2 separate regions of the Homo sapiens genome follow, and region 2 is linked to region 1. The links are chromatin contacts, found by Hi-C or POLR2A ChIA-PET in ENCODE. All regions are on one chromosome and are shown on one strand. Each heading gives the region's core, a stretch centred on a gene start or an enhancer-like site at or near the end of the contact. The rest is flanking DNA. Distances are from core to core; before and after follow the strand shown. Region 1 holds the start of RAPH1 (Ras association (RalGDS/AF-6) and pleckstrin homology domains 1). Region 2 holds the start of ABI2 (abl interactor 2).

The links. A loop is a pair of places that touch in the nucleus more often than their neighbours do. ChIA-PET counts read pairs that join two places held with the same protein, here RNA polymerase II (POLR2A). Pooled maps may share reads with other maps.
Region 2: a map of chondrocyte shows a loop between it and region 1 (5-fold over the local background). The contact joins the promoter of ABI2 here to the promoter of RAPH1 in region 1. A Hi-C loop is called at or near these places in 2 of 168 maps with a recorded cell type or tissue (Right ventricle myocardium inferior and chondrocyte) and 19 of 50 pooled maps. POLR2A ChIA-PET finds 5 or more read pairs at or near these places in 1 of 52 experiments (WTC11).

Annotation. Positions count from the first base shown.
Region 1 is chr2:203,533,335-203,537,082 of GRCh38, reverse strand. It overlaps RAPH1 (Ras association (RalGDS/AF-6) and pleckstrin homology domains 1), which reads left to right and starts at 1,782. Exons shown (of 14, transcript NM_213589.3): 1 at 1,782-1,972. RefSeq lists silencers at 1,634-1,703, 1,754-1,843, 1,914-2,013.
Region 2 is chr2:203,326,275-203,330,022 of GRCh38, reverse strand. It overlaps ABI2 (abl interactor 2), which reads right to left and starts at 1,629. Exons shown (of 12, transcript NM_001375670.1): 1 at 1,392-1,629. The coding sequence starts at 1,508. RefSeq lists silencers at 1,061-1,410, 1,687-1,874, 1,631-1,970 and an enhancer at 1,772-2,742.

The DNA of each region.
Region 1 (3,748 bases), core at 533-3,032:
TTATTTTTTATTATACTTTAAGTTCTAGGGTACATGTGCACAACGTGCAGCTTTGTTACATATGTATACATGTGCCATGTTGGTGTGCTGCACCCATTAACTCATCATTTACATTAGGTATATCTCCTAATGCTATCCCTCCCCCCTCTCCATCCCCCCAACAGGCCCCTGTGTGATATATTCCCTGCTTTGTGTCCAAGTGTTCTCATTGTTCAAGTCCCACCTATGAGTGAGATCATGTGGTGTTTGGTTTTCTGTCCTTGCGATAGTTTGCTGAGAATGATGGTTTCCAGCTTCATCCATGTCCCTACAAAGGACATTAACTCAACCTTTTTTATGGCTGCATAGTATTCCGTGGTGTATATGTGCCACATTTTCTTAATCCAGTCAAGAGATAGTATTATTCTATACAAGAATATTGACATACCTACTGAACTTAAAATACAAAAGGGCAGTTATGTTTCAAAAGTACAGATATCTCAAGTGTGAAAGGCAGCCAGTATCTGTATTGTATGGTTCTAAATACCAATTTGAAACAGATTGTGTACCAGTTTGGAACAGATTGTACAAAAAAGACTGAAACCACTTGAAAGTCCTCAAGAATATCAGGAAGTAAGAATGTAATTAACCAAACCAGGATTTGGCCCCAGGACAGAGAAATGAACACTCTCATTCTTAGAGAGGGAGCTAGGATTTCAGGAATGTACAGTCAATGCTTTGTGAAAATTTAAATAAATTCTTAGCAAGCAGATGGGAAGACATGAAAAAGCAATGTTCATTGCAACCAATTTCAGGTCACACTCCCAATTTCTCAATTGTTTTAATGCTGTCAACAAACTTGCTTTGCATGTAGCCAAGCAAACATAACTTAGTTCCATTTGTTCCTTTCTTTGATCAACTTTAGGTGAAGGTCAAAATAAGGACATACTTAAAATCTAAAAGTCTGCCGAAGTCAAGCCTGCATCTAAAGAGGCAGCAGCTGAGCTTAGCGATAAGGAAAAATGCCGACACCTTACTACTACACAATTCCGATGGGGTGGGGGGACAGAAATTAAGGAGGCAGGATTAACAGATTTCGAAGTTTAAAAAGTAAAGGTCATCGAAATGTCCCGTTCCTAAGTTTCCCAATACATTCCATGAAACTGCAGAGACTTTTTGGCCAAAATGGGATTTCCTAAAGAAGGGCCTCACAGATCTCAACGACAATGGTCCTGTAAGTGACCGAGCCAACCCCGGATGCGTTTCTGGAGTCTCTGAATACACGGACAGCGTATAAAGGTGGATGCGTACAGCTCCCTGACAGAACTGCTGGAGGCTGCTGTGCCTCCCAGGGCGCTAGGACAGAGGCTGCTGGGCCGGCTTCCTATGAAAGGCGAGCAGGGGGTGGGGCAGCACTGGGATTTTCCTCCCCACTCATTCATTCTCTGATTCACTCGTTCCTGTAGGCGGCTCACAGGGACTTGCGGAGGAAAGGCGAGGCACGAGCGGAGCCGCGGTTGAGTGCGGCCGGGCGCGGCCGGGCGCCTGAAGGGAGGGCGGAGGGCCGGCGCGGGGCGCGGGCTAGGGAAGGGCGGCGGGCGCGGCGGCCTGCGCCGGAAGTGAGTGGTTGGCGGCGGGCGGGGGCGGCGCGCGGTCCCGCGCGAGTCGGCCCTACAGTCGGCAGTCCGGCCCTCAACCCCGCCTTCTGCGTCTCGGCTGGACGCGAGCACACTCGGCTCCGCCGCCGCCGCCGCCGCCGCGGGGCGCTGCGGCCGCCCCGCCCCCGCTCCCGCCGCCGCCCGCCAGTCAGTCAGTCAGTCAGTCAGTCAGTCAGTCAGTCAGTCACTGAGCGCGCGGCGCGGGAGCTGCTGGCAGTCGCTGCGTCTCTGGCGAGGGAGCGCCGCGCCTGGGGAGGAGGCGGAGGCAGCGGCTGGAGGAGCGCGAGCGGCGGTTTCCTTGCCCGGGGCCGCGGGAAGGCCGACCGACTGCCGCGGTGAGTGGTTAGCCTCGCCCTCGGGGCCAGGGGGTAGGGAGCCGGCTGGGCGCGGGGCCGTGAGGCGCTCCTGCCGCTCCCGCCTCCATTTTCCCGGCGCCCGGCCCCGCCATCCGGGTGCGGTACGGTCGGCGGCAGCCTGGGGCGGGGTCGTTGCCAGGTTGGGGATCGGGCCGGGGCTGGCTGGACCGCTCCCGGCTGGTGGATGGAGGTCGGTGGGGCCTGGACTGCACCCTGCGCCCCTGGGGACCGCGACGGAGGGAGACAATGAGATAAGGGGCCGCCTGGGAGGGTGCGGTTAGGCTTCTCCGACCCAGCACCGGGGGCTGGTGGCCCGGGACCGCAGGGAGGAAAGGACTTTCCCCCGCCCAGCTGCAGAAACCAGCTACTGGATGTCGGGTTGCTTGGGTTTCGATGCCCCCATCTTTCATAGATGAGTTCAGTGCAGAGATTTTGAAAGGCGGGGCTCCTTCTGTGTCTTCTTTCTAATTAAACAGGATAAGTAATTGCTTCATTGCTTTTTAACCGCGTCTCCTCTTGCGGTCTGTATTATACATTCCCGCCGGAAATCCAAACTGCAATTCATGGGGGGGGGGGGGGGGTGGACGGAGGGAGGGGGCAGTGTGATAGTATTAGGATGCCTTCGTGTTAAGACAGGTTGAAAGATGTGGTTTTCTTAAGGCAGTGACTTAGGGTGTCCCCACTGTGTGAGCTGGAAACCGCATAAACCTTATTGCTTACAAGCTCGAAGACATGGTTTAATATGAAATAAGAGCCTTGAGGGAGGGTGTAAGTGTTACATGTGTCTTGCGTGTGTGCATTTCTTAAATTCTTTGGGAAGATCCGTTGGGGAAATCCGGGAGAATGGAAAAGTTCTTCACTCAATCTTCCAATAAGGGTTGATGTTGTCTGCAGCATTTCTCAGGGAAATGTGGAGAGCTGCTTATGTAGGTAAAGTCCACCGTTAAGGAACAGTAAAGGTAACGGGTTAGGGATGAGGCGTGATCGGATTATTAAAGAGTCAGTCCATGGGGATATTAAATTCAGCAAACATTTATGGAATACCTACTCTGTCAGTTAGGCTGGGTGACACCAGGTGAACAAGCATGGGGTGGTGGAAAGAGCTCTTCGGAGTGGGGGAAACCGTACGCCCTGGAATTGGCTTGCAATGTGAGTTGGATAAGCTATTGAACTCTGCAGTACGTTCCCTATCAGTAAAATGGGAATAACACCACCTGTTTACCTCCCCAGATGTTTTTCATGTAGATTAAATGAGATAATGTATGCAAAATGCGTAGCACCTTGCCTGGCATAGAGGTGTTTAACAGCACCTTAAATTCCTTTCCTCCTCGGGGTGGTTTTTTTGGGGGTGCGGTGCGGGGGGTTAGTGAATGTAGGTAAGTGTAATACAGTGAACTATATAGTAAAATGTTGAGGTATAGAATAGGAGAGCGAAGAAGAGAGATTAATTCTAAATTGAGGGAGGAATGCATGGAAGCCTCGGCATTTAAGTGAAACCTTTAAGGATGAGTAGGATTTCAGCAGATTCAGATGGGGAGGAGGACATTTCACATGGTGGTGCTATCCTTTGAGAGCCGAATTGAGGGGGAGGACCTTTGGGGGAGGGGCAAAATAGAGACGCTCAATAGCTTTTAACTCTTGTTGAGTCTGACCTTCAAAGATTGTCTCCGTTATTTTGCTTTTTGTGTGGTGAATTTCCCAGAAACCAGATGCAGCCCTACTCAAGTAAGTACAAAAAGCTTAATTCATGATTTT
Region 2 (3,748 bases), core at 380-2,879, 210 kb after region 1:
CCTCACGCCTATAATCCCAGCACTTTGGGAGGCCGAGGTGGGTGGATGACTTGAAGTCAGGAGTTCGAGACCAGTCTGGTCAACATGGTGAAACCCCATCTTTACTAAAAATACAAAAATTAGCCGGCTGTGGTGGCGGGCGCCTGTAGTCCCAGCTACTCGGGAAGCTGAAGCATGAGAATTGCTCAAACCTAGGAGGCCGAGGTTTCAGTGAGCCGAGATCGCGCCACTGCACTCCAACCTGGACTACAGAACGAGGTTGTGTCTCAAAAAGAAAAGAAAAAAGAAGGATCCCTGGAGAGATGGAGGTGGGAGCAAGAAAAAAGGAAAAAAAAAAAGACTGTGAAGAAACAGTTTAACATATTGCTTCCATTTCCATCTTTATCCCAAGAGAATTTAAACGGGAAAGAAAAAAAATGGAGGCAGAACCCATAATTCAAAATAACCATAAAAAAAAAAGCAAAAGATTTTAGATTTTGCAAACTGTGCCTTTTAACCTGCTATCCTTTCAAGTAATTTTTAAAGAAGGATTTTTTTAATCCACAGAATATTTTGCTTCATCCAGGAGCAGCTGGATCTCATACCATCCGGTATCCCCCGCCTCCATACACACGCCCCTACCACTATCAGCCCTTGAGCCAAACGATCCATCACGGTAAAAAAAAAAAAAAAAAAAAAAAATTAAACCAGGAGGTTCATCTTCCCAATTCTCTCTAAGAAACAGTCATAGTCTGTCCTCCTCCCACCCCCAGGAAAACTGCCTATTCTAACAGAACTAGGAGGGAGGGGGGAATCAGCTCATCATCCTTCTCCATAGGGAAAAAAATGGCATTAACTTCCAACAAGAAACTGCTGCTCTTCTACCGTATCCCCTTTAGAACATAAAATATTAAGAAAGGGTTTCTGAAGCATTCACAGGAACAGAAAACTGAAGCCTGAAGCACTTCACTCTGCAGCAAGATAACCCCTTAAAAATCATCCAGAATTTGGGGGATGGAGGTAACCCGTCAACACCCGCGACACCCCTACCCTAAGGTGGGGAGCAGGATTCCGTCAAACAGAAAATGCCACTCTCCGCCCCCTCCGCCATCCGGAACGCTGACCGGCGCGGAGTGCGGGGGCGGCCGAGGGCGGGAGCGGCGAGGAGGCGGGACGCGACACACGCACCACGCCGAGAACTGCTTCACCGCTTTTTTAAAGGTTTTTAAAATGCAGTTTCTCCAGCCGGAGAATTCCCACCCATTCACCAGCCCCAGCCCTCACCCAGCTCCCCACCCCCATCGGGGGCTCCGCTGGGCCGTGTCCCCGAGGCGGCCTCGGCCCCACGCCCCGAGGCGCGCGGCCCCCGGCGGGGGGGTCCCCGACGCGGCCCAGCTGGGGATGCTTCGCACCTGTATGTAGTTGTTCTCGCAGTAATCGGCCACCCGTTCCAGATTTGTGTAGCTGTCGAAGAGGGCCCGGCGGCCCCCCGGGATTTCCTCTTCCAGCAGCATCTGCAGCTCCGCCATCTTCACATCCTCCTCCTCCTCCTCCTCATACAGGTCGCAGAGGGAGCGGCGGCCGCAGCGCCAAGGAAACCCAGGACCGGGAGAGGAGGAGCGGCGGCGACGGCGGCGGTAACTCGGAAGGAGCGAGAAACAGCCCCAGCGCGCGACAGGGGAGGGGGCGACGGGGGCGGGGCGCGAGCCGACGGACTCCGAGGACGGTCACCGCGGCGACGGCCGGCCGGGCGCGCGCACGCGCGCTCCCTTCCCTCCGCCCCCGGGAGCCCGAAAAAGATTCCCACCCTCGCCCGCGCCGCCGGCCCCTCCCCCACTTCCGGCGTCTCCTAGCGACGGCGGGGGTAGGGGCCGGGATGCGCGCGGGAGTTGGTGGTGCAGTTAACCCTTCCGCCGCCCGCCCGCCGCTGGAGCGGCTGGAGAAGCCCCCACCTCCCGGCGGCCTTTGTTAGCCCGGCGGGAACACACCACCCTGCTCAGCTGGCTTCCTGCCGGCTCCCTCCGGGACTCATCTCGGCTCCGTCCCCATGGAGGTCATCGGCCTAGGGAACTTCTCGAGGCTTTTCTCCCTCTGCTGCTGACGGGAGGCCGAAGGAGGGCACAGCCTCCACTCTTGGGACCCTCCTCTGTGAAAGATCACACCTCAACAGGGCAGGAATAAAACTTCCACGCAGCTTTCAATGCCACCTGACTTCATTTTTCTCAGATTTGACCTCATCCTCTTTGTTGCAGTGAATTGCAGTTTCCTAACCCCAGCTTTCCTGCGCCCCTGCCTCTTTGCACTTCCCCACTAACGCTGTTCTCCCCTGCCAGATTAGCCCCTTTCTCTCCTGGTTTGCGGTGCCGTGGGCCTCAGCTTTTTATGTTTGCCATTTCTATGATTCGCTTCCTCACTCATAACCTTTTCTGTCATTTCTCTAATGCTATCAACTTCGCTGTCCTTTTTCCTATTCATGGATTCAGTATTTAAAATTTTGAAAACGATTTTGCTAGTAGTAATTGCCTTCTTCACAGGGCTGTTACATAGATAAAATCAACGTTTATTGTGAAAATACCTTGAAAAAACATTAAGTGCTACAAAAATTCAAGGCAGATAATTTTCCTCTTGCAGAGTTATAATTCTGTTTTTATTCTCCAGATACTGTGTCTTGTTTTCCTAAATCAGACTACCCCACACAATGTAATCTGGAAAAACTAAAACTCCTGACCATTGCTGAGATATGAAGCCATGACCTTTATTTGTGCTGTGGAAAATCAAAGTTGATTCCAGGCAGTACCATCTTAGACTTGTGTAGTTAGAACAAGATCCATTGTTTCAACACTTTTCTTAATCTGGTGATCTCTTGGCCCTCCTACAGTGAATTTTTTTCATTCAGATGATGAGGAAACTTATACTTTCAAAAAAAAATCACTTTAGGACGGGCGCGGTGGTTCACGCCTGTAATCCCAGCACTTTGGGAGGCCGAGGCGGGCGGATCACGAGGTCAGGAGATCGAGACCATCCTGGCTAACACAGTGAAAACCCGTCTCTACTAAAAATAAAAATAAAAAAATTAGCTGGGCATGGTGGCGGGCGCCTGTAGTCCCAGCTACTCGGGAAGCTGAGGCAGAAGAATGGCGTCATCCTGGGAGAAGAGCTTGCAGTGAGCGGAGATCGTGCCACTGCACTCCAGCCTGGGCGACAGAGCGAGACTCCGTCTCAAAAAAAAAAAAAATCACTTTAATACCATATCATTACAAATATCTGGAGCAAACCCTAATGTTATATTGGCTTCATGATACATACATTAGCAGAATGTATGAGTTTTCACTGTGGAACCTAAATTAAAGGATATTGAAAATGTTGGTCTAGTCCAACTAGTTTTATTCTTAAGCACTTTAACCATCTTCTGTAGTAGTGGTTCTCAAACTTCAGTGTGAGGAGCTTGTTAAAAATGAAAGCTGCAGGGTCACACACACTAAGATTCATTAGTTTGAGAGCATGAGTGATGGAAATGAGTAGTTATTTAAATGACACATCAACTTGCTTCAGTGAATACGACATATGAATAATCAAGTGAATAAAACAAATGTTAGATGAAGCAAACTTTTCTTTCAGACTAAACTTCAATAGATCAAAAAATAATGTTGAAGAAGCTCATCAGGTGAGTTAAATGGTAGACAGACTCTTCCCCTATCATTACTTATTCCCACCCAGCATTTTTTCAACTATGGCTTAGCAATTAGCCTAATAAACAAATTTCCCTCTG